Linked DNA regions of Homo sapiens: all the other regions are linked to region 1. A link is a contact called in ENCODE Hi-C or POLR2A ChIA-PET data. All regions are on one chromosome and are shown on one strand. Each heading gives the region's core, a stretch centred on a gene start or an enhancer-like site at or near the end of the contact. The rest is flanking DNA. Distances are from core to core; before and after follow the strand shown.

Region 1 (6,282 bases), core at 3,695-6,194:
GCCAACCGTCATGGTGCTGTCTAGTGACCCATGGGATTGCAGCCTGCAGCCTGGGTGAAGGTCAGCCTTGTCAGTCCTCCTTCTCTGTCTGCCCTATGACCACAGGAGACCCAGGAGCTGCAAAAGAAGCAGCAGTGGTACCAGGAGAACCAGGTGACGCTGACACCCGAGGATGAAGACCTGTACCTGAGTTACTGCTCTCAGGCCATGTTCCGCATCCGCATCCTGGAGCAGCGCCTCAATCGGTGAGCAGGCAGGGCAGGTGGAGAGAACCCACTGGGAGGCTGGACCACCAGCTTTGTAACCCCTCACCCTCTTTCCTTGCCTCTCTGACTTCAGACACAAGGAACTGGCCCCACTGAAGTACCTGGCTCTGGAGGAAAAGCTCTACAAGGACCCACGCCTGGGGGAGCTCCAGAAAATATTCGCTTGATGTCCCTCCTGGGGCCTCAGCCAGAGCTGCCAGAGAAAGGAAACCTCTTCCCGCAGCCTGGCTCCTGTGTTCCCTCTATCCAGCCAATGCCTGTTTACACAGACACCTGGCCTCACTGCCAGCCCACCTCCCCTACAGCCCTGTTTGTTCCTGCTTCTCATGATTTTCCTGTAAATAAACACACTCTTAATTTGCCATTTGTGCCTTGCGCTTCACAAGCTCCAGCAGCAGCCTTTCTCTTCTTCTGTTATCTATAGCCTGGGACCACCCCCTTCCTCCCCTTGGCCTGTCGTTTGCTTCCTGTCCTTCTCTCCGTTGGAATGTCAGGTCTTCACAGCACCTCTGCAGATGGTCCCACAGCCATCTGCAAACAACTGGTTATATCTCAATGTGACTAGGGTGGCCCACCTCACCAAGTGGGATGGGGAAGGCTAAGATGCATGCCCCAGAATTTGAGGACTGAATCCCAGCTCCTCCTCTTACCAGATACCACTTACCCATCTGTGGAATGGGGTAGCATTGTTGCATTAAATAAGACTTATGGCCAGGTGTGGTGGCTCACACCTGTAATCCCAACATTTAGGGAGGCTGAGGCAGGAGGATCACTTGATCCCAGGAGTTTGAGACCAGCCTGGGCAACATAATAAGACCCCATCTCTAAAAAAAAAAAAAAACAAAGAGCCAGGCATGGTGGCATGAGCCTGTAGTCCCAGCTACTCAGGAGGCTGAGGTAGGAGGATCACTTTCACCTAGGAAGTCAAGGCTGCAGTGAGCCATGATTGCACCACTGCACTTCAGCCTAAGCAACAGAGCAAAACCCTGTCTCAAAAAAAAGAAAAAAAAGACATAAATTATAAAGCAGGGAGGCTGGGAATGGCACATAGAAAGCAGTCATTAAATGTTAGCTTACAAAATAGCCAAAAAACACATGAAATGGTTGTCAAATTCATGAGTCATCTGGCAAATGAAATGTCACAACACCCTCCGGTATGAAAAAAATAAAAAGTACTGGTGACGATGAGAAACAACTGGAACTCCCAAATAGCCTTCCTAGTGAAAGTATAAATCAGTACAACCATTTTGGAAAACTGCTTGGCATTATCTATTAAAGCTAAACTAAAGCCCAACAATTCTACTCTTAGGTTCTACTCCAATCCATCATTCATCAAGTAAGAATGATGAACAACTCAACCGAAATGTAGATAGATAGTTATCTGCTAAAAGGCATGTGCTAGAACTTTCATAGCAGCATTATTGATAATAGCACCATACTTGGAAGTTACCCAAATGCCCATCAAGAGCAGAATGGATACATAAATTGTGGTCTTCAGATATTTTGGGTTGTCTTTAACTGCTTAGGGAGAACTGCTTAGGGAGAATGCTACTGGCATCTAGTGCATACAGGCCAGGGATGCTGCTAAACATTCTACAATGCCCAGAACAGCCCCCCACAGCAAATAATTATCTAGGTCTAAATGCCAATAATGTTGAGGTTATAGAGTATATTAGTCTGTTTTCACACTGCTGATTAAGACATACTCAAGACTGGGTAATTTGTAAAGAAAAAGAGGTTTAATGGACTCACAGTTCCACACGGCTGGGGAGGCCCCACAATCATGGCAGAAGGCCAAAGGCACATCTTACATGGTGGCAGACAAGAAAGAATGAGAACCAAGCAAAAAGGAAAATCCCTTATAAAATCATCAGCTCTCGTGAGACTAATTCACTACCATGAGAACAGTATGTGGGAAACCCCTCCCATGATTCAGTTATCTCCCACTGGGTCCCTCCCACAATATGTGGGAATTATGGGAGCTACAATTCACAAGATGAGATTTGGGTGGGGATACAGCCAAACCATATCATAGAGCAATGAAAATGAATGAACTGCAACACAACTATATGGAATGATATGGTCAAACTGCCTAAGTATAATGTCAAAAGATTCAAGACACAAAAGTACATACTCTATTATTCCATTTATGGAAAGAACAAAAATAAGGAAAATTAATTGGTGATATTAGAAGTCAGGACAACCGTCACTCTTGGAGTGTGAGGGTTAGTGAATGGATGTGAGCATGGAGCCCTGGGAGGGGAGGTTCTGGTTTCTAGTCACGTTCTGCTTTTTGACCTGGGTGTGTTCGGTTTGTAAAAATTCATCAACCTTGTGCACTTACAATGTGTCCTCTGGAGTGTTTTTGACTGCTTGTTGTCATGAATCTAATCAAGCCTTTAGCCCTAACTTAAGAAATTCAAGGGAAGAAATGCATTTAAGAAGAACGTCCATCTAACAAGAACTTCAGGAAATTCAGGTAAATGATACTAAAAGGAAACATTCCTAACGTGGGACAATCTAGGTAAATGGCCTGATCTCTTCAAAAGATCGATGTCATAAAAATAAAAGTTTGGGGACAGAAATGGAAAGAACTTAAGAGTCAAGTGTGGTGAATACTGATTGGTTCTTAGTTAGAAAAAAAAAGTCCTAAAAGGTTTTTGGGATGACTGGGGACATACGAATATGGACTGGTTGTTACAGAATTAAATTTTCTTAGCAGTGGTGATAACAATGGTTATTGTAGAATAAGGGCTTTATTTTTATTTTTTGAAATGGATCTCACTCTGTCGCCCAGGCTGGAGTACAGTGGCCCCATCCCAGCTCACCGCAACCTCTGCTTCCCAGTTTCAAGTGATTCTCCTGCCTCAGCCTCCCCAGTAGCTAGGATTATAGGCACGTGCGCCACCACGCCCGGCTAATTTTTGTATTTTTTTGTAGAGACGGGGTTTCACCATGTTGGCCAGGTTGGTCTCGGACTCCTGACCTCAGGTGATCCGCCCGCCTTGGCCTCCCAAAGTGCTGGGATTGCAGGCGTGAGCCACCGCGCCTGGCCAAGGGCCTTATTTTTAAGAGATACATGCTCAGTATTTGGTGTTGGGGTGAAATGTCATATCTACAATTTTCAAATGGTTCCGAAAAGACACACAGACGAAGCAAATATGGCAAACTGTTAACAAGTACTGGAATCTACGTGGTATCATTATATTGTCTTTTAAAGTTTTCTCTGTTTAGTTTTCTTTTTATAATACAAAATTAAGGGGAACTGCAGGCTAGACAGTTTTGATCCGATGTTATTCTGCTAATCTTTTAAAGGTGTCTTGCGGTGACTCACGCCTGTAATCCCAGCACTTCGGGAGGCTGGGGCGGGTGGATCACCTAAGGTCAGGAGTTCAAGACCAGCCTGGCCAAAATGGAGAAACCCCGTCTCTACTAAAAATATAAAAACTAGCCTTAGCCCGTCGTGGTGGCGGGCGCCTGTGGTTCCAGCTACCCAGGAGGCTGAAGCAGGAGAATCTGAAGCAGAAGGCTGAAGCAGAAGGCAGAGTGGGGACTCCCCCACGCTTTGGCTTTCAGAACAAGGGTTCGAATTCTGGGGCTATTACTTTCTGACCGTGTGGTTTTCTGCAAGCATCTTAACCCGGGCCTCAGTTTCCTCATCTGTAAATGGGAACAGGAATTCCTACCTCTTATGGTTGTACTGGGCGTTATGTGAGCCCAAGGAGCCCTGACCTGCGGTGAGAGGCTGGAGGCCGAAGGGCAAGGTTCGAGGGGCTCTGGGTGCCTGGGACAACCTCTGGGCAACAGGGAGAGGCGGCTGCGGGGCCAAGTCCCTCCTAAGCGGCCACGCGAGAGGCCCTGAGTCGAGAAGGGTTACGGCGCTTCCCAGAGCCCACCCCGCCCAACGTGTCACAAATAAAGCTGGCCTTTCTCCGATTCCCTGATTGCAGCCATTCAGGGAGCAGCCCCTTGCCCACGCATCCATTAGTCGAGGCGGTGGCTGCGTGTGCAGTGCTACAGGGTTCAGCGCCTGCCTCGGCTCCGGAATCAGGCTGTTTCCTTCTAGACCTCCCATGGGGGATTCAAGCCGGCGTCCGGGTCAAAGAACAGGGACAAAGTCCTCCTGCCACGGGGGACCATCTGCAGGCAAAGTGAAGAATGAGGAGCTTCGGCAAAATGCCGACTAAGGCCTCCTTAGGTTTTGCCCCACTCCAAGATGGAAGGCCTGAGGCTTCACACTGCCCCCGAAGTTCCTTTCCCATTGGCTATCTGGGAATTGAGTTTTCCAATAATGCGGACGCTGATTGGTCAATCCAGGACGGTTGCTCAAGCCATTGGCGCAGCCGCCATTGGAGGGCGGCTCTCAAAAGTTTTCAGACACAAATTAGGTTCGAGGGAGGAAACGGAGAGGAAAGGGAAAACTTGAGACGGAGGCGGGACTAAGGAAACGGCAGCTTGCATTGGTTTATTAGAGGCCAAGGGGCGGCTCTTGAACGTTCCTTCCTCTTGATTAGTCCTATTTAGGAAAAGAGGGCGGGTACTGAGGAAAAGCGGCAGAAGCGCCTGCTTCCATTGGTCAGTCCTGGCAGGAGGCGGAGCACCCGCGGCAGCTGATTGGTGCGGGAGGCAAGGTGGGCGGGGCTCTGAGCCGGAGGTTTTGTTGTGAGGGTCGGTTGTCAAGCAGCGGCCAATCAAGGCAGGGGATGGAGGCAAGTGGGGGTCGCGCCTGGAGCGGAGCCTCGGCCTCCGGAGCCGCAGCTGCAGGTGGAGTGGGCAAGGGGACGAGGTGGCGAGGGGACGGTGGGCCCTGGGCTGGGCCGAGCCAGGCGGGGCTGGCTGGGCTTGCGGGCAGAGAGCTCTGAGCGTGGGGAGGCTAGAGCCCGTACTCCGCAAGCAGAGGGTTGGGAGGATCAGCCGTGGCCGAGGGACCTGCCCCCGCCCCCGGACGAGAGGGGTCGGGGTGGAGGCCGGAGGGGGCAAAACCAGGGAGGCCGGAAGCAGAGCTGGGGGTCTGCAGAAGGACAGGTAATGAATAGGGAGAAGAGAAGTAGGAGAATGAATGAATGGGAGACCCCGCGAGCATATGGGAAAGGGCAGTAACGGGAGTCTGGCGAGGCAGGGGCCACGTGAGGGATATCGGGAGACAGGATGTGCATAAGTGGGAGACTCAGGGGGCAGGGAGAAAAGGGGGTGTGAACGGAGGACTAGAGAGGCAGACCCGGGGACCCAGGAGAAAGGGGACGGAGGGGAGCGGGCTCATGGGAAAGAGGTGAAGTGGCTGTGGGAAGGAGGTGGGAGGCTCCATGAGGAGGCCTTTTAGAGTTGAAGAGTCATAGCCACTTACGCCCAGACTGGAGGCCTAGTTCCTAGCTCTGTCCTTGGGAATCGCAGGGAGCAGGAGCGGTTCCCTTGCCAGGAGCTGGGGAATTGGACCATCAGGGTCGTCTTCGAGATTCTTTCCAAGGAGGACTTCAGTGGCCGTCTCTGGGATGCCTTTCCTAGGCCCCTAAGCTTAGCTTCTGACTCCGCTCTCCCACATCCCACACGTCAGACAAAAACAACGACTCGCAGGAAATCTATGTGAATTGCAGACACGTGGTCTTCTCCGCCCCACTGCGGCTGCTGCACTTTAGGCAGCCAGCATCCCGGAACAGAGCTGCAGCTCATTATCCTGGCCTCTGGGAGGAGTTTCTTTTTCCTTACGTTCCAAATCACCCTACCTGAGGTGCCCCCTCTGCAGATTCCCAAACCTAATTTGCAGTGCAGCTTCTGACTCTGGTGGCTTTGGTGGGTGTCAGTCTTTATCAAGTGGTCTTGGTGATCCAGGGAGCAACAGCTCTTACCAAGCATTTTCTAACATGACGTCACCTCTTGTTTGTATTGCAGCCCTGTATTGAGCTGAGATGGCTCGAGCCTAACATTCCATGATCCAGGATCGTGACAGATGTGCACAGGCTGCTGCTGTTGCTGCTGTGGGTAATTTGGAACCACGAGGCACCCCAGGGCCAGAAGACGA
Region 2 (5,875 bases), core at 593-3,092, 780 kb after region 1:
CAGCCAGGCACGGTGGCTCAAGCCTGTAATCTCAGCACTTTGGGAGGCTGAGGCGGGCAGATCACTTGAGGCCAGCAGTTCGAGACCAGCCTGGGCAACATGGTGAAACCCCGTCTCTACTAAAAATACAAAAATTAGCTGAGCATGGTGGCGCGTGCCTGTAATACCAGCTACTCGGGAGGCTGAGGCAGGAGAATCGCTTGAACCTAGGAGGCAGAGGTGGTAGTGAGTGGAGATCGTGCCACTGCACTCCAGCCTGGATGACAGAGCAAGACTCTGCCTCAAAATAAAACAAAAAAACAAAATACAGCTCTCCAGAAAAAAATGCCTTAAAGACAAAACAAAACACCCCTGCCCTCCAAATCTCTTGCCTGAGTCACTACATTCCTTCAAAGATAAATGACCTACTCTTTGCCTTCTCCTAAACATACGATCATGTCTGACAGGGTTAATGATTATACTCTGCAATCTATAACCAGATATACTTATCCCTAAACTTTGATATGATTTTACACATACTAAATCTTCACCTATGTATAACCTAAACTAAAATACCGTGTTAGAGGAGCCTCACAAGATTACTCCTGGGCTACAGGCCTCAGTCTATAGTCCTCAATAAGGCTTCTAAATAAAACTAATTTTAATTATTTAAAAGCTTAATATTTTTTCTTTAGTCAACATACCAATCCTTACATTAATTCTACAGAGTAGGTATTATCTTAGTTTCGCAGGTGAGGAGACTAAGGTTCAGGAAAAAGGATTTGCCTGAGTAACAGACCAGGCCGCGCGCGGTGGCTCACGCCTGTAATCCTAGCACTCTGGGAGGCCGAGGCGGGGGGATTGCCTGAGCTCAGGAGTTCGAGACCAGCCTGGGCAACGCGGTGAAACCCCGACTCTACTAAAAATAAACACAAAAAATTAGCTGGGCATGGCAGCGTACGCCTGTAGTCCCAGCTACTTGGGAGGCTGAGGCAGGGGAATTGCTTGAACCCGGGAGGTGGAGGTTGCAGTGAGCCGAGATCGCACCACTGCACTCCAGCCTGGGCGAGACTCCCGTCTCCCCAACGCGCCAAAAAAAAAAAAAAAAAAAAGGAAAAAAAAAAAAAACTGAGTGTTGAGCTGCGGCGTTGCTTGGCTTCAAAACCCATTCCTGTAACCTCTATATTCACAGCCTCATTTTCTTACATTTAACAGCATGCTACTTCCCCAGGTTTAACCACCATTTGTTTTATTCATTTATTTACCCAATAGGTAGATATTGAGTCCCTACTATGTCAGCTAATAAAACCCACCACGTGCTATGCAGCAGATTAAAAACGAGGATGTACTGGCAAATAAGGGCAGAGAGGATCTATTCTAGATCCAGGAGCCCTCTAGGCCACGCCACTCTGAAACACACACGAAAACTGCTCTGAACGAATACCACCAGTAAAAGGGTTCCATGGCCATCGGCAACAAGGGGTCGAGATCAGGAGGTCGCTCGCCGCCCAGTTGCGTCGCTCACCACCGGCCGGCCACCAGACCCTCGGCTTCCGATCCAGAAACCGTATTTTGTTCTTGCACCCAGACCGCAAGAAGCCTCAGCCCTCGGGGACAGACCGAAGGCCAGGGCTGTACCTGGCTCAGAACCAGGCGCCAAGCGGCACGGGACTCTCCTTCTGCACTCGCAGCGCGTGAGTGCAATTGGAGATCCTGGACTCAAGATGTTTTCATGAGGAACGATTCCAGCCCGCGGTAACTCCGGCCAGTCTGCAGCGTGGACGACAAAACAGGCACCACGTGGTTCCGGCGCCGGGGCGGGGCCAGAGACGCCGGAAGTGACCGCGCGGTGCGCCGGCCCGCGAGGAAACGCGCTCTTAGACCATGGCGACCCAGGCGAAGCGTCCACGGGTGAGTGGCGGGCGCGGGGTCCAGCCTTTTCCTCCGCGCCTCACCCCTTCTCCGTTCGCAGAACCGTCCGCCTGCGCCCCCTCCGCTCCCTCCCGCGGGTCCCGCGCCCCTCTCCGCTCGTCCCCTCCTCCACCCAAAGCCCGTTCTGCGCTCGCGCCGCGGTCTCCTGCAGTTCCCAGCGGCCTCTCTGGGGGTCGGACCTGGTCACTGCGCGCACTTATCTCAGGTGGCGGGGCCCGTGGACGGCGGCGACCTGGATCCTGTGGCCTGCTTCCTGAGCTGGTGCCGGCGGGTGGGGCTGGAGCTGAGTCCCAAGGTGAGCGAGCGAGCCGGCGGGCGGAGGACCCGCGGCGGGGCGCGGGCTGCCCTGACCAGCCCTCCTGCTCAGGTGGCGGTCAGCCGGCAGGGCACGGTGGCCGGCTACGGCATGGTGGCCCGGGAGAGCGTGCAGGCCGGAGAGCTGTTGTTCGTGGTGCCGCGGGCCGCGCTCCTGTCGCAGCACACCTGCTCCATCGGCGGCCTGCTGGAGCGAGGTGGGCACGGCGGCGGGCTAGGGCCCTGGGGCGGGGCGGGGCGGGGCGGGGCGGGCCCGGCCCGCGAGGCCGCGCCGGGGCGCTCACACCTGTGTCTTCCTCAGAGCGAGTTGCGCTGCAGAGCCAGTCGGGCTGGGTGCCACTGCTGCTGGCGCTGCTCCACGAGCTGCAGGCCCCGGCCTCACGCTGGAGGCCCTACTTTGCGCTCTGGCCCGAGCTGGGCCGCTTGGAGCACCCGATGTTCTGGTGAGAGCCTTGGGAGGGGTTGGGGAGCGCCTGCACCGTAGCCTGCTGCAAGAAGTTTCCCCGCCCCTGCACCAGTCCTACCCAGTAAAGTGTGTGAAGGAATGAAGGGAACCTGGGTGTGGGTGTCCCTGCAGGCCAGAGGAGGAGCGCCGGTGCCTGCTCCAGGGCACAGGCGTACCTGAGGCCGTGGAGAAGGATTTGGCCAACATCCGCAGCGAGTACCAGTCCATCGTGCTGCCCTTCATGGAAGCCCACCCCGATCTCTTCAGCCTCAGGGTTCGCTCCCTAGAACTCTACCACCAGCTGGTGGCCCTTGTGATGGCCTATAGGTCAGTGGGTGGGGCCTCTGAGGACGGAACCCTTTTCTTTACAACTCTATAGAGGGACAAAAGTGGAAAAACAGTGAAATCCACCCCCAGTCCCTCACCCAAGACAGGGCCTTAGCCAGGTTCTGTCAATGGCAGCTTTCAGGAACCACTGGAGGAAGAAGAGGATGAAAAGGAGCCCAACTCCCCCGTGATGGTGCCTGCTGCAGACATACTAAACCACTTAGCCAATCACAACGCCAATCTAGAATACTCTGCGGTGAGTGGAGTTTCTCTTGGTGCACTGATTGAGCATGATTCAAGCCATTGTGTCTTAGGCTCCATTCTCTTACTAGTGCTACAAAATGAGTAGGTGAAATCAGCTCCTCCTGTATGTCCTTTTAGTATGCATATTACTGTAGAATCATTTGAATGCGAAACATTTTAAAGTCCTCAAAGTAAGTTGTGGTTAATCCTCTGATAAACTATACTACCATCATTTATTTAGTGCTAGACATTGAGTGGTCTGCATAGCCATGTTTCATTCCTTTCTGGCTGATCACATCAGTGAGCCCAGACTGTGTGTGGCTCTGTGGATAGCAGCCTGGAACAGTGATAGTCTCCGTGTTTTGGAGGGATGAGGACATTCACAGGCCAAAGGTCTAAGACGATCCTAGAACTGATATAAAGCTGTGTTTATACCAGCTCTATTCTATATAAAAAGTAGCCTGAAAAGATGGCACATTTATAGGATCAGAAATTAGTAAGTATGGTTATTTCTTAATCCTTGCCTCCATTTTCCTTTCCCACTTTGATCTGCGAAAGTTCCATTTTTTCCCCCCCGAGGCGGAGTCTCACTGTGTCGCCCAGGCTGGAGTGCAGTGGCGTGATCTCGGCTCACTGCAACTGCCGCCTCCTGGGTTCAAGCAATTCTCCCTGCCTCAGCCTCCCGAGTAGTTGGAATTACAGGCTCCTGCCACCATGCCCGGCTAATTTTTGTATTTTTTAGTAGGGATGGGGTTTCTCCGTGTTGGCCAGGCTGGTCTTGAACTCCTGATCTCAGGTGATCTGCCCACTTTGACCTCCCTAAGTGCTGGGATTACAGGTGTGAGCCACTGCGCCTGGCCGAAAATTTCGTTTTTAAAGCTAGCAACTTTTTAAGTGCTGAAGAGGACTGTGCAGAAATCCACCCAGTTAAACATGAAGCTGGCCTTTTAAAGTTAGCCCAACCCTTTTTTGTTTCACAGTTTAGGGTCTAACAGGAACTAAAGGTAGAACTTTGGTAGTTAACAGCATCAGTCATGGCTGAACTACACCTGCTGAAGGCTCTTCTTAAGTGGAAATAATCTTCATGGGGCTGGCCCGTGAAAGGCATGGCCCCAGCTTCTCCCTTTCACCTCAGAATTGTCTTCGGATGGTAGCCACTCAGCCCATTCCTAAAGGCCATGAGATTTTCAACACTTATGGGCAAATGGCTAACTGGCAACTGATTCATATGTACGGTTTTGTTGAACCATATCCTGACAACACAGATGACACAGCTGACATTCAGATGGTGACAGTTCGTGAGGCAGCATTACAGGGTGAGTGTATCATTAACTCAATATTTGACACTGATGGTGTGTCTATACCCATGCCTCAGGTTAAATAGCTTTGCTAAATAGCAGTTGACTTTGTAGACTGGGTGGCAGACTAAAGAAGAAATGAACCCTTGGGTGTACTGAGACTTTCACATTGCTGTTTCATCTACAGGAACAAAAACTGAAGCTGAAAGGCACCTAGTGTACGAGCGCTGGGATTTCCTATGCAAACTGGAGATGGTAGGGGAAGAGGGAGCCTTTGTGATAGGGAGGGAGGAGGTGCTGACTGAAGAGGAGCTGACCACCACACTAAAGGTAAACGGCTGAAAATGGCCATTTAATGCTGATAATCTAAGTATTTAAAGCAAAATAGCTAGAAGATGAGAGAGGAAATGTGGGATTTTTAATAAATGCTAAGATGAGTTTAGTCTCCTGAGTCATTTCAGAAGTACAAAAGCAGTACATCTAATTAAAGAGCTCTGTGGTTGCTTCTAGGTACTGTGCATGCCTGCTGAGGAGTTCAGAGAGCTTAAAGACCAGGATGGAGGGGGAGATGATAAAAGGGAAGAGGGCAGCCTGACGATCACAAATATTCCCAAGCTCAAAGCATCGTGGAGACAGCTGCTTCAAAACAGTGTTCTACTGACTTTGCAGACCTATGCCACAGACTTAAAAACTGACCAAGGTTTACTCAGTAATAAGGAAGTCTATGCGAAACTCAGCTGGAGGGAACAGCAAGCCTTACAGGTTCGCTATGGTCAGAAGATGATCTTACATCAGTTGTTGGAGCTGACAAGTTAGCAGTTTCCCTGTTCCCTGAAGGAACAGCAATAAGAACTTTATTCTAAGCTAATACTCATTGATGTTTGAAAAAGAGGAAAATTTGGATCTTTCTTTTGCTTACTAAACACCAAGAGGAAAAGTAGCAAAGTTGGTGTGCTAGGATTAACTCAGGTAAGGGTGATGTGTTTTAGGATTGAGAACAGCAGACTTGGGAATCACTGCTAATTGTTACTTAAAGCATGTTACAGATGTTTTGTTCTCAGTTTTAACCAAAGCCAGTGGACATACGGTAGTAATAAGTAAGTCTTGTTGTGTTTCAGCATTTAATAATAGACTTTGGAGGTAGACCCCTGGTTTAAATCTAAGTCTAGTTTGAGGAAGTCACTTAACCTTTATTGAAAAGACTCTGGATTTAATAAGCTGTGTAACTGGTACTCGATAGTTACCCAAAGTTCAGTCTAGATGGCACAAACCACCTCTCAGGGAATAAACCCTAAGACATCACTCAAGGAGGACTTCAATTATTTAATTTTGAACT
Region 3 (5,908 bases), core at 1,764-4,263, 950 kb after region 1:
GTCACTGCTGCTGTTATTTCTGCAGATGCCCCTTCCCATGTTGCCCACCACCACCATGCCTGAGACTCTCCAGCCCTAAGCAAGCAGGGAGCAGAACACTGATCAAAACCAGAGCCTGGGCCGGGTGTGGTGGCTCACATCTGTAATTCCAGCACTTTGAGAGGTCGAGGTGGGCAGATCACCTGGGGTCAGGAGTTTGAGACCAGCCTGGCCAACATGGTGAAACCCCATCTCTACTAAAAATACAAAAATTAGCCAGGTGTGGTGGTGCACCCCTGTAATCCCAGCTGTGCAGGAGGCTGAGGCAGGAGAATCGCCCGAAATTAGGAGACAGAGTTTGCAGTGAGCCCAGATCACGCCACTGCACTCCAGTCTGGGCGACAGAGTGAGACTCTATCTCAAAACAAACAAACAAACAAAACTCAAACCACAGCCTGGTGCTATTGGCCAGGTAACAATGGGCACAGAGGCCCTGGGATAGCTAATGGGAGAAAGAGCAGGAAGAAGGCCAGATTTCAAGGGCAGGAACTAAGGGGGCAGGGAGGAGCCAGGGCAGTCTTCCCCAGAGGCTGCTATTAGCTGGTTACCACCCAGGCTGGCGAAATCTGCCAAAGACTCCTTCTCCTAGAGTCTCCTCATTCCTGAGTCCCGATTTCACGGTACTCATACAAAACTCCATTTTAATCTCTACTCCCTCCCTGGTTTAGTCTTTATTTATTTAGAGACAGGGTATCACTCTGTTGCCCAGGCTGGAGTGCAGTGGCGCAATCAGAGCTCACTGCAGCCTCAATCTACCAGGCTCAAGCAATCCTCCCACCTCAACTTCCCGAGTACCTGGGACTACAGGTGTGTGCCACCACAGCCAGCTAACTTTTAAAATTTTTTTTTTTTTTGAGACGGAGTCTTGCTTTGTCACCCAGGCTGGAGTGCAATGGCACAATCTCAGCTCACTGCAACCTCTGCCTCCCGGGTTCAAGAGACTTTCCTGCCTCAGCCTCCTGAGTAGCTGGGATTACAGGTGCCCGCCACCATGCCTGGCTAATTTTTGTATTTTTAGTAGAGATGGGGTTTTGCCATGTTGGCCAGGCTGGTCTTGAACTCCTGACCTTGTGATCCCCCTTGGCCTCCCAAAGTGCTAGGATTACAGGCGTGAGCCACCACGCCTGGCCAACTTTTTAAATTTTTTGTTCCTGTGGGGAACAAAATTGGCCTTTCAAAATTCAGGCCAATTCTCAACTCTTCTCCCATGTGACTTCTCCCACGTGACAAGCCCCCCACGCCTGTCATGTTTAAATTTTCTGTAGAGATGAGGAGGTCTCACTATGTTGCCCAGGCTGGTCTTGAACTCCTGGGCTCAAGCAATCCTGCTGCCTCGGCCTCCCAAAGTGCTGGGATTACAGGCGTGAGCCACAGCCCCCAGCCTGGTTTAGTCTTTATAGCCCAGAGGGAAAAAAAGGGAACTGAGCATATTCAGCCATAATGACTGCCCTAACCATTGGGCCACCCTCTCTGATGCCTTCAGCCCACTGGGGGTTTAAAATGACTAACAAGACCCCTTGGACTACTTCCCATTGCTCCTCCTGATGATGGACAAACAAAGCTGGGGACCATCCACTCATGAGAGGGAAAGGGTGAAAGTTCATGTGCTCTCAGCCATCTGTTATCAAGCATGGAACCAAGGGACATGGCACCAGAGGAAACATTCCTCTGCTGGCTCGAAACCCAGAAAGATCTGTCAGATGTCACAGGGCTTACACATCCTCTTACACATCCTGTCACCCAACCAGCAACTCAGCAAAATCAAAGCAGTGAGCAGCGAAGGCAGAGTCTTGGGACTCCCAGGCTTCCAGTGTAGCTAGAGAAAGAACCCTGCAAAGTGACCACTGCCAGAGCTGTGACCATCTCCTCCCCGCTGCTCACGTCACAGAGACAGAGGTCTACAGAGTGATTCGTCCAAGGTCACAAGGCTTGGTGCGGCTTCCTGACTCTCCAACCAAAATGTTTCCCTTGGGCACCCCTGCCCGAGTCCTGCACCATCCTCCAGCCTCTCCTGCCACCCACATGAGAGTGCAGGCTGGGGTCCTCGTGGAACTCAGAAGCTGGGGGTCCCACCTCTTGCAGATTCTCTGCCTTGGTTAAGACCTCTCGGCACCCCCACTGCTCACTGGCAAATTACTCAGCTCATTGTTGCACCTTACCTGCTCTTTCTCCCTGATGGGCTGTGCCAGAGGCGGTTGCTCCTTCTCCCCAAAGGTCTGGGATCTGATTCTCCTCACTTCCCTTTCTGGACCCAATTTCTTCTTTCTCAAGACTTTGCCTAAAATTTGCTGTCAGCAGAGGGAAGAGTTTGGGCTACTTCTGTGCTGGCTTCAGCAGAGCTGGAGGAAACTGAGCGGCTCTCACGCTTACTCATGAAATGGAGCTTCAGGACAGATAGGAAAACAGGCCCAGGAGGGAGAGGTTAGACTAAGGTCACAGTGGGTAGCTGGCAGAGCCAGAATAGAAGCCTGATGCCCACATGCTCAGGCCAGCGATGTAGGCCCCTCAGATCCCAACTGGAGTGTGCTCCCAGTCCAGCCTGGGGTTGGAGCCCTGAGATAGAAAGGGTGGGCTGCTTTGTGAGGTGAGGCTTTGTGAGGTGAGCCAGGGCGCACCCGGGCCAGGAGGCCGGGGCGGGGCGATTCCCAGGCCTGGAGCGAGAAGGGTGGGCTACTGTGGGGTAACCTGGGGAGGAGCTCCGGGACCCGATCCCGGCCTAGGACTGGGTGGAGACCCTCTGGCTGGGTAAAGGCGCGGCAGAGCTGGCGCAACAGAGGGACGGGCGTGGGGCGAGGACGCCAGGATCTGGACCCCTGCAGGGAAAGGGTCTGAGCTTTTCCGCGGTGGCGGGGACTGAGGGGCTCCACAGACCTCGGGGATCTAACACTTCCACCCTCCAGAGCCTGTCTCCGGCCACCTACCTTGGGGGATTCTTTCCCGAGCCGGCTGCGGAGACACGTGAGCATGCATCACATGACGCCCGCTCGGGCGGCCGCGGGACACGCTGGGAGTTGTAGTTTCCGCAAATGTGAAGCTTGGACAACACCAGCTCCCTGAATCCTCAGCCCGACAGCACTGCCCTGAGCCAGCCTCGCGTCCAGCCAGCTCGTGTTTATCCTCTTACTTTTAGTCTTGGCCTCTTGACCAAATCAAACACTGCTCCTTCCTCCAAGGAAGAGCATTAGGAGGTCTGGCCTCTTTGCCAGTCCCGGTGGCGGTGGGCCAAAGCTGTTTGGCCTCATTATCCTCCCGGTCTCTGTCCTTGCCTTCACGCCCATGGCCAGAGCACTGGAGTTTTTTTTTAATCAGTAATGTGGGGGACCTGGAGCCACGGTCTTTCCTGCAAGGGAGTGGGCTGGGGGCATGGTTACGACCCCATCGGTTTAGACTCTAGAACAGTTTTTGAGGGATTGTAGGTGCTCAGTAAATATTTGTTGAATGACGAAATGGGCATCCAGTCCTGGTTCTGTTCTTGGCTGTGTGTCACTCATAAATTGTCACGTAATCTCCAGCATCCCAATAGCCTCATCTCTGTTTTGTGGATATGCTCTCCACTGCACTTACCTCTCCATGCATCAGAGGTCCTCACCGATGAGGACACACTGGGAATCCTTAGAAACCCAAATCACACCTTTTTTTTTTTTTTTTTTTTTTTTTTTTTTGAGACAGAGTCTCACTCTGTCTCCCCGGCTGGGGTGCAGTGGCACGATCTTTGCTCACTGCAACCTCTGCCTCCCGGGTTCATGTGATTCTCCTGCCTCAGCCTCCCGAGTACCTGGGATTACAGGCATGCACCACCACTCCCAGCTAATTTTTGTATTTTTAGTAGAGATGGGGTTTCGCCATGTTGGCCAGGTTGGTCTCAAACTCCTGACCTCAAGTGATCCACCCACCTCAGCCTCCCAAAGTGCTGGGATTACAGGCATGAGCCACCGTGCCTGGCCTCCAAAAAGTTTATATAAATTGAATCATACTGGTTGAGTGCGGTGGCTCACACCTGTAATCCCAGCACTTTGGGAGGCCAAGGCGGGCTGATCACTTGAGGTCAGGAGTTCGAGACCAGCCTGGCCAACATGGCGAAGTCCTGTCTCTATTAAAAATACAAAAATTAGCTGGGCATGGTGGTGCACGCCAGTAGTCCCAGCTACTCGGGAGCCTGAGGCAGGAGAATCACTTGAACCCGGGGGGCGGAGGTGGCGGTGAGCAGAGATCGTGCCACTGCACTCCAGCCTGGGAGACAGAGTGAGACTCTGTCTCAAAAAAAAAAAAAAAAATAGAATCATACTGTCTTAATCAGTTAAGGCCGCTATAACAGAGTATCATAGACTGGGTGGTTTAAACGACAGAGATTTATTTTTCACCGTCCTGGAAGCTGTCAAGACTGAGGTCAGAATGCCAGCAGAGTCAAGTTCTGGGGAGGACCATCTTCATAGTTTTCAGATGGCCATCTTCCTGCTGTGTCCTCACATTGCGGAAAGCAGAGAGGGAAAGTAAACTCTCTCTTATTTTTATTTATTTTATTATTATTATTATTTTTAGAGACACGGTCTCTGTTGCCCAGGCTGGAGGGCAGTGGCGCAATCACAGCTCACTGCAGTCGCCATCTCCCAGGCTCCACTAGTCCTCCCGCTTCAGCCTCCCAAATAGTTGAGACTACAGGCATGCGTGCCATCATGCCTAGCTAACTTTTCATTTTTTATAGAGACAAGGTCTTCCTATGTTGCCCAGAATGGCCTCAAACTCCTGGGCTCAAGTGAACCTCCTGTCTCAGTCTCCCCAAGTGCTTGGATTACAGGCATGAGCCACCATGCCTGGTCTTGTTTCTTCTTATAAGTGAACTAATCCTGCGGCTGGGTGTGGTGGCTCACGCCTGTAATTCCAGCACTTTGGGAGGCCGAGGCAGGTAGATCATGAGGTCAGGAGTTCAAGACCAGCCTGACCAACATGGTGAAACCCCATCTCTACTAAAAATACAAAACAAATTAGCTGGGTGTGGTGGCATGCGCCTGTAATCCAGCTACTCAGGAGGCTGAGGCAGGAGAATTGCTTGAACCCAGGAGGCAGAGGTTTCAGTGAGCCGAGATCGTGCCACTGCATTCCAGCCTGGGTGACAGAGTAAGACTCTGTCTCAAAAAAAAAAAAAATAGTACTAATCCCATCATGAGGGCTTTAATTACCTAATTACCTCCCAAAGGCACGTCTCCAAATACTATCACGTTGGGGATTAGGGTTTCCACATATCAGTTTGGGATGAACACAAACATTCAGTTCATAGACCACACAGTCTGTAATTTTCTAAGATTGCCTTTTTTTTTTTAACTCAGTAAAATTCCCTAGAAGAGATTCATCTAAGCTATATACGTCAACACAGATAGGTTTTATTGCTGAGTAGTATTCAGTGGTATGTATGTACCACAGTTTACTTACCCATCACTCTTTGAAGGACATTTGAATTGTCTGCCTTTTTTTTTTTAACATAGCTTTATTGAGGCCAGGCATGGTGGCTCATGCCTGTAATCCCAGTACTTTGGGAGGCTGAGGCAGGCAGATCATTTGAGGTCAGGAGTTCGAGACCAGTCTGGCCAACATGGTGAAACTCTTGTCTCTACTAAAAATACAAAAATTAGCTGGGTGTGGTGGTGCATGTCTGTAATCCCTGTTACTCAGGAGGCTGAGTCACGAGAATCACTTGAACCTGGGAGGTGGAGGCTGCAGTGAGCCGAGATTGCGCCACTGCACTCCAACTTGGGCAACAGAGTGAGACTCTGCCTTGGAAAAAAAAATTTAAAAAATAAGAATAGTTTTGTTGAGATATTCGTATGCCATAAAATCCACCCTTTGAAAGAGTCCAATAAGGTGCATTTTAGTT
Region 4 (6,305 bases), core at 116-2,615, 1.0 Mb after region 1:
GAAAAAAGTGCGAAGCCTGGGCAAAACTGTACTGCCAAGGCTGTGGGGCCTTGGAAAGGACAGATAGTTCTGCTGGCTGAAAGACACAGAGCATACATTCAAACGAAAGGCCAAGCTACGCTTTGCTCCTTGCAGTTAATACCTGCTTGGGGGTGGTTTTAAAACTCAGTTCCTTATTAAGGTAGTGCTTAAGGAGAGTGCTCCAAATCGGCTTCTTGAGTTGAATTAATCTTCTGGCTCCGGTCTCCACTGGGAATGAATTACTAGAGCTCGTTTCAAGCTCTGAAATTTCCCTCCATACTATTATACACGCCACAGTACGAAATTACGTTTGTCATTTTTTGAGCAATGACCATTTGTCATTGTCCTTCCCTCGCCTTGTTCACAGTTGTATCGTTGGCATCTGGTCCAGAGCCTGGCTCTGAGAAACTGCAGTTACGAAATATTTACTGAATGAAAGAGCACAGGGAGATGGAGAGGAAGATTGATAGCCTCCCTGCAACCGGACCTCCTTAGGGGCAATAAGGAAAAAACAAAACAAAACAAAAAAAGAGACACACTACACCTCGACCCTTTCCCAAGCAAAGGCCAAACGGGCCCCGGGGTCACAGGGACCTCGGGGGGTCGCAAGGTCAGGAGAATGCCGCACGCCAAGGTCGCAGGTGCGGGAAGGAAAGCGAGGCCCGAATGCCGGCGCCCCGGAAACCTTCCTCTCGCGCTCTTCCCGCCCAGGGCACACACGCGGCAGCCAGCCGCCGCCGGCCCACCGACTCGGGCGGGCCGGGGGCCAGGACAGGTGCGCCCGCCGCCCCCAGGGCACCCTATCAAGGGCACGGTCGTTACCCGGCGCCGCTGCCCCAGTACTATCCGCACCCCTCCCACTGAATGGGAGTCCGGCAACCGCCGAGGGCCACACTTCCTTTCCCTAGGGATTGCGTTGCACGCCTTCCTGCAGGGCCCAGTGCGGGGACCAGAGGGATGTGGGATCCTGAGGATCACTGTGGGGCACGGACGCTCAATCCTCAGTCCCCAGTAAGGGAAAGCCGAGGGGGTGGCAGAAAAGTGTGTGTGTGTGCGTGTGAGTGACAGTGTGTATTTGGGGGCCGGGAGGGGTGAATGTCCTGGGGTGCTCGCAGCTCGGCGGGGCAGGGCCATCGCCCTGGCTCCATCTCCGTTTCCCTTGGCTTACCTGGCTCTGGCAGAGGCCGCGGCGGCGAGGCCCGGGTGGAAGGCGGCGGCGATCCCGGGGAGGACGCGGCCGGAGTGCAGCAGGGCCATGGTGGACCGTAGGAGGGCAGTGGGCAGCCGCAGGACGGAGCAGAGGGCGAGCGGACACACACACAGGGAACCGGCTCCTGCTGAAGGTAAGGACAGGGACTTCCCTGGGCCAGAGCGGCCGCGTGCTGGGCCCGAGCCACGTCACAGCGATCCCTGGCGGCCGGCGGGCGGAGCGGCGTGGGCTCAGCGGAGGTCGTGGAAGAGGATGACTGCACAGTTTACCTACGCCCAGCCCTTGCTGCGCTTCATTCATTTAATCCAGCTGGGCCAGGCCTGGCCGGCCGAAGAGGTGGCTGCTGTTATGGCAGTTTGAAAGATGAGAAAATGTAGGCTGACATAGTTGACGTATTTTGTCTGATGCCTTACAGCCATTAGGACCCAAGGTGGCCTTACTTTCAACCCTAATAGTTTCCCTAAGCACAAGTCATGTCACGTCGTTCCTGAATGTTTCCTTATCCCCCACCCTTTTTTTTTTTTTTTTTTTTTTGAGATGGAGTTTCACTCTGTCACCCAGGCTGGAGTGCAGTGGCGTGATTTCGGCTCACTACAACCTCTGCCTCCCAGGTTCAAGCGATTCTCCTGCCTCAGCTCCCCGAGTAGCTGGGTTACAGGTGCCACCACCACGCCCGGCTAATTTTTGTATTTTTAGTAGAGACGGGGGTTTCACCATGTTGACCAGTCTGGTCTCAAACTCCTGATCTCAAGTGATCTGCCCGTCTCAGTCTCCCAAGACTGCTAGGATTACAGGCATGAGCCACCGCACCTGGCTTCCTTATCCCTTTTATGGAGAGGGTCGCATGTGTATTTTGTGGGGCAGTTGTGAGGATTAATAAGATTAGCAGATTATGTCTAAAACAGGGCCTGATTTAGTAAGCACAAAATAACCCATGGTCATTAATGACAAACTCGTGTATGTCAAATCCTGATAACTGTTTGTGGAAGGAAATGAATCGGTTTTGAAGGAAATGAATCGGTTTTAAAGGAAAAAGCAAATGAATTTCAGACACATCCACAAGTCAAACGAGTCTTTCTCATGTGTAGTCTATTTCTCTGATACTCGTCTCTTAAACCAAGGTAGGGGCCCGGTGTGTTGGCTTATGCCTGTAAACCCAACACTTTGGTAGACTGAGGCAGGAGGATAGCATGAAAACAAGAGTCTGAGACCAGCCTGGGTAACAAGATGAAACCCCCATCTCTTAAAAAAATAAAAAAAAATTAGCAGGATGTGGTGTTGCGTGCCTGTTCCAGCTACTCAGAAGGCTGAGGAGGGAGGATTGCTTGAGCCCATTAATTCAAGAGTGCAGGCCGGGCGCGGTGGCTCACGCCTGTAATCCCAGCACTTTGGGAGGCCGAGGCAGGCGGATCACGAGGTCAGGAGATCGAGTCCATCCTGGCTAACCCTCTCTCTACTAAAAAAATACAAAAAAAAAGTAGCCGGGCATAGTGGCGGGCGCCTGTAGTCCCAGCTACTCGGGAGGCTGAGGCAGGAGAATGGCATGAACCCGGGAGGCGGAGCTTGCAGTGAGCCAAGATCGCGCCACTGCACTCCAGCCTGGGCAACAGAGCCAGACTCCGACTCAAAAAAAAAAAAAAAAAAAGAGTGCAGTGAGCCAGGATTGCGCTACTGCACTCCAGCCTGGGTAACAGAGTGAGACGCTGGCTCTAAATAAATAAATAAATACATACATAAATAAAATAAAACCGAGATAGAACTGTGTACCTTGGCAATTTAATATCTCCTCTGTGGCTCCACGTTGCCTGAATGGTAAAGTCTAAACCCCTACTTAGGGCCACATTCTAGGTCCTTCCGGCCCAGCTCCAATTTACTGTCTCAGACCCTTATGCTCTCATATGACCTTGACCTATGCGCCTATAGGCCATGACTTGGGATTCTACCTGTGAAAAGTAAAGTAGAGATTCTTCTTTAAAGACTTTCCTCCCTGTCTAATTAGAAATAAATAGTAACTTCTCTTAAAAACAAAATGTATTCAAAGACCTGTACTAACAGTCTTAAATATCTGCTAGCCATAATAAAGAAATCAATGTACTTTATGTTCCTAGCTGCCACCATTTAGCCTAAATATTTGCCCTGGCATGCTTATACTGGTCCAAGCAAGCATTAGGTCATAGCCTGTTCCTCTTCCTTATTTGAAGGTGTTTTTACCTTTCTCAGCATTCCACAAGTTACTTCCTCCTTCCTTTGCTCTCCTCTGCCTTTGCCTCTTTTAAAAAGTTCTAAGTTGCTAGCCAATCAGAACAAATACAAAATGTGAGGACCTGTTCCAGCCAATGAAAACCGGACACAGCAGCAAGGTGGATGTATCAGGTTATAAGTGACCTTGTCTCCTTTGTTTGGTGTACTCTCATGGCAAAACTGCTGTCGAGTGTACCCTTTCTGCCGAAAGTATAAAGATGGCCTTGCTGAGGAAATTAAATTTATGTTCAAGTGCTATTTCTTTACAGCACCAAGAAACAAGAATTTCAAACATACCAGTACATCAGTTTGCTCAGACTGCTGTAACAAATCCCCATGAATTGGGTGGTTTAAAACAACAGAAATTTATTCACTCACAATTCTGGAGGCCCAAAATCAAAAATCAAGGTATTGGCAGGGTTTGTGCCTTATGGGGTCTCAGAGACTCTGTTCCATGCTTCTCCTAGCTTCTGGCAATTGTCTGCACTCCTGGGCATTCGTATGCTGTTAGAGGCATCACTAATCTCTGCCTCTGGTGTCACACAGTGTTCTCTCCCTGTCTGTCTCTTCTCTTCTTTTAAGGACACCAATCATATTGGGGTAGGGTGCATCTTAATTGCCTCATCTTCGCCTGATTACATCTGTAAAGACCCTATTTTCAAATAGATCACATTAATGGGTTCCCCAGGTTAGAACTTAAACGTATCTTTTTTGGGGGCACATTTCAACACATAACAACTACTATTCCCAAAACAATTACATGTCCAGGTATAAACCCTAGAGATCTTCTCACACATTTTTAAGGCTGTCAGTAAAGCATTGTTTATAAAAGCAAAACAGGGAACAACCTAGTCGCCCATCGATGGAGGAAGAGATGGATGTTCTGCTACAGTCTCATGATGGAGCATTACAGAACTACTAACGTGAATGAACTCAATAGATGTCACCATGGATAGACCTCAAAAACATAAACATGCTATAGAATTATACATATAATATGGTGCCACTTAGACAATATTTTTAAAATACACAAAACCATAACATACATTTATTCATAAATGTATGTAAAAGTTTGAAAAAATATGCCAAGGATATGGTTCAATACAGGATTAGGAGGGCATGAGCGTATTTGCCCTTGTGGAGGGAAGGAGACAACTTTGTCATATTAGCTTCATAAAAATTATAGATAAGAGGCAGGCACGGTGGCTCGCGCCTGTAATCCCAGCACTTTGGAGGCCAAAGCGGGCGGATCACCTGAGGTCAAGAATTAGAGACCAGCCTGGCCAACATGGTGAAACCCCGTCTCTACTAAAAATACAAAAATTAGCCAGATGTGGTGGCGCGTGCCTATAGTCCCAGCTACCCAGGAGGCTGAGGTAGGAGAATCGCTTAAACCTGGGAGGCAGAGGTTGCAGTGAGCCTAGATTGTGCCACTGCACTCCAGCCTGGGCACAGAGCAAGACTCTGACTCCAAAAAAAAAAAAAAAAAAGAAAAAAAGAAAAAATACAGATCAGATTAACAATTGTCACCATTTTGGGGTTGAGTATTTGTCACATTGGATTCTGTACTTTTCTGTATGTGTGTATATGTGTGTGTGTGCATATAGTTTTTTGTGTGTGTATATATATACACATATACATATATATACACACATATACATACATATACACATATACATATATATATATACACACATATACATATGTATATATGCTAATTTGAGTTCCTGATATGAAAGGTGGATTGGAAGGAACAACCCTACAGTGGGGAGACTAGGTAGAAGGAAGGTTTACACAGGAATCCAGGCAAGAAATTCTGATTGCCTGAGTTCAGGTAGAGGTAACAGTGATGTAGAAAAGGTTACAGATCTGGGGCATATCAAGGAGGTAGAATCAGATGGATTTGGTGATTAGATGCAGAGAAAGGTAGAAAAGGAGTCAGAAATAATTCCCAATGCTTTAGTTAAAATTGGGGTTGTCTGCAGTTAACAGAGACCCCGAATAATTGACTTAACATATATATCTTTCTCACATAAAAATCTGGAGATAGGCAGTCCAGGGTTGGGGTGGCATTTCTGACCCAGAGTCCTTAGGAAGTCAAGTCCTTCCAGATCCTCGCCCCGCCCTCCCTAAAGTATGGTTGACTCCCAGTGGTCCAAGATAGTAGCCATAGCTTCATCCATCACATCTCCATTCAAAGCAGCTGGAGTGCAAAGGACGTACACCAGTTAACTTTTAAAAGAGTTAAAATATGGGCCAGGTGCAATGGCTCATGCCTGTAATCCCAGCACTTTGGGAGGCTGAAGCAGGAAAATTGCTTGAGTCCAGGACCGGTCTAGACCAGTCTAGGCAACATAGTGAGACCCTGTCTCTACAAAAAAAAATGCAAGAATTAGCCAGGTGTGGTGGTGTGCGCCTGTAGTTGCAGCTACTTGGGAGGCTGAGGTGGGAGGATTGCTTGAGCCTGGGAGGCAGAGGTTGCAGTGAGCCGAGATTGTGCAACTGCACTCTAGCTTGGGCAACAGAGTGAGACGCTGTCAGGGGGCGAGGGGTGGGGGGGAAGTTAAAATAGGAGGAGGCAGAGTGTGGCAAAGATCAGATGGAGGAGAGAGTGAGCCAGGGGAGCACAGAGGAGGAAAGGCTCAATGTCAGCTGTGGAAATCAGGGAGGCCTTCATGGGGGAGGTGACATTTGATCTGAACTTTAAAGGACTGAGGTAATGTGGTATGTGGAGGAGGAAGGAAGGAAAAGACATGGCCTATGCCCCTCCTGATTATCTTCCTTGTCCTGGCTGTCTACCTCCCCAGTCTCCCTCCACCCCCCTTTTCTGTGG

Evidence for each region. A loop is a pair of places that touch in the nucleus more often than their neighbours do. ChIA-PET counts read pairs that join two places held with the same protein, here RNA polymerase II (POLR2A). Pooled maps may share reads with other maps.
Region 2: a map of B cell shows a loop between it and region 1 (32-fold over the local background). The contact joins the promoter of SETD6 here to the promoter of KATNB1 in region 1. A Hi-C loop is called at or near these places in 4 of 168 maps with a recorded cell type or tissue (B cell, ascending aorta, naive thymus-derived CD4-positive, alpha-beta T cell and 1 more) and 13 of 50 pooled maps. POLR2A ChIA-PET finds 5 or more read pairs at or near these places in 1 of 52 experiments (HEK293).
Region 3: a loop to region 1 is called in a map of sigmoid colon, with 9 times the contacts of the local background. The contact joins the promoter of SLC38A7 here to the promoter of KATNB1 in region 1. A Hi-C loop is called at or near these places in 1 of 168 maps with a recorded cell type or tissue (sigmoid colon) and 7 of 50 pooled maps. POLR2A ChIA-PET finds 5 or more read pairs at or near these places in 1 of 52 experiments (activated CD4-positive, alpha-beta T cell).
Region 4: a loop to region 1 is called in a map with no recorded cell type, with 13 times the contacts of the local background. The contact joins the promoter of GOT2 here to the promoter of KATNB1 in region 1. A Hi-C loop is called at or near these places in 1 of 168 maps with a recorded cell type or tissue (posterior cingulate gyrus), 3 of 37 single-sample maps with no recorded cell type and 10 of 50 pooled maps.

Annotation. Positions count from the first base shown.
Region 1 is chr16:57,730,826-57,737,107 of GRCh38, forward strand. It overlaps KATNB1 (katanin regulatory subunit B1), which reads left to right and starts at 4,945. Exons shown (of 20, transcript NM_005886.3): 1 at 4,945-5,030; 2 at 6,153-6,282. LOC107984852 (a long non-coding RNA gene) reads right to left here and starts at 5,819. Exons shown (of 2, transcript XR_001752221.3): 1 at 5,611-5,819; 2 at 3,004-4,782. DRC7 (dynein regulatory complex subunit 7) reads left to right here. Exons shown (of 19, transcript NM_001289162.2): 18 at 106-245; 19 at 340-980. The coding sequence ends at 433. RefSeq lists enhancers at 2,796-3,773, 4,403-4,512, 4,492-4,786, 4,533-4,702, 6,071-6,140 and a silencer at 5,013-5,252.
Region 2 is chr16:58,513,675-58,519,549 of GRCh38, forward strand. SETD6 (SET domain containing 6, protein lysine methyltransferase) reads left to right here and starts at 1,843. Exons shown (of 8, transcript NM_001160305.4): 1 at 1,843-1,890; 2 at 2,117-2,423; 3 at 2,528-2,669; 4 at 2,804-2,998; 5 at 3,134-3,254; 6 at 4,377-4,557; 7 at 4,727-4,869; 8 at 5,050-5,875. The coding sequence starts at 1,864. The coding sequence ends at 5,355. It also overlaps a transcript of NDRG4 not described here. RefSeq lists enhancers at 1,518-1,687, 2,728-2,897, 3,547-3,716 and a silencer at 1,808-2,467.
Region 3 is chr16:58,681,757-58,687,664 of GRCh38, forward strand. SLC38A7 (solute carrier family 38 member 7) reads right to left here and starts at 3,014. Exons shown (of 12, transcript NM_018231.3): 1 at 2,961-3,014; 2 at 2,199-2,422. RefSeq lists enhancers at 2,386-3,230, 2,741-2,800.
Region 4 is chr16:58,732,951-58,739,255 of GRCh38, forward strand. GOT2 (glutamic-oxaloacetic transaminase 2) reads right to left here and starts at 1,366. Exons shown (of 10, transcript NM_002080.4): 1 at 1,190-1,366. The coding sequence starts at 1,278. RefSeq lists silencers at 691-780, 881-970 and enhancers at 1,093-1,711, 1,411-1,490.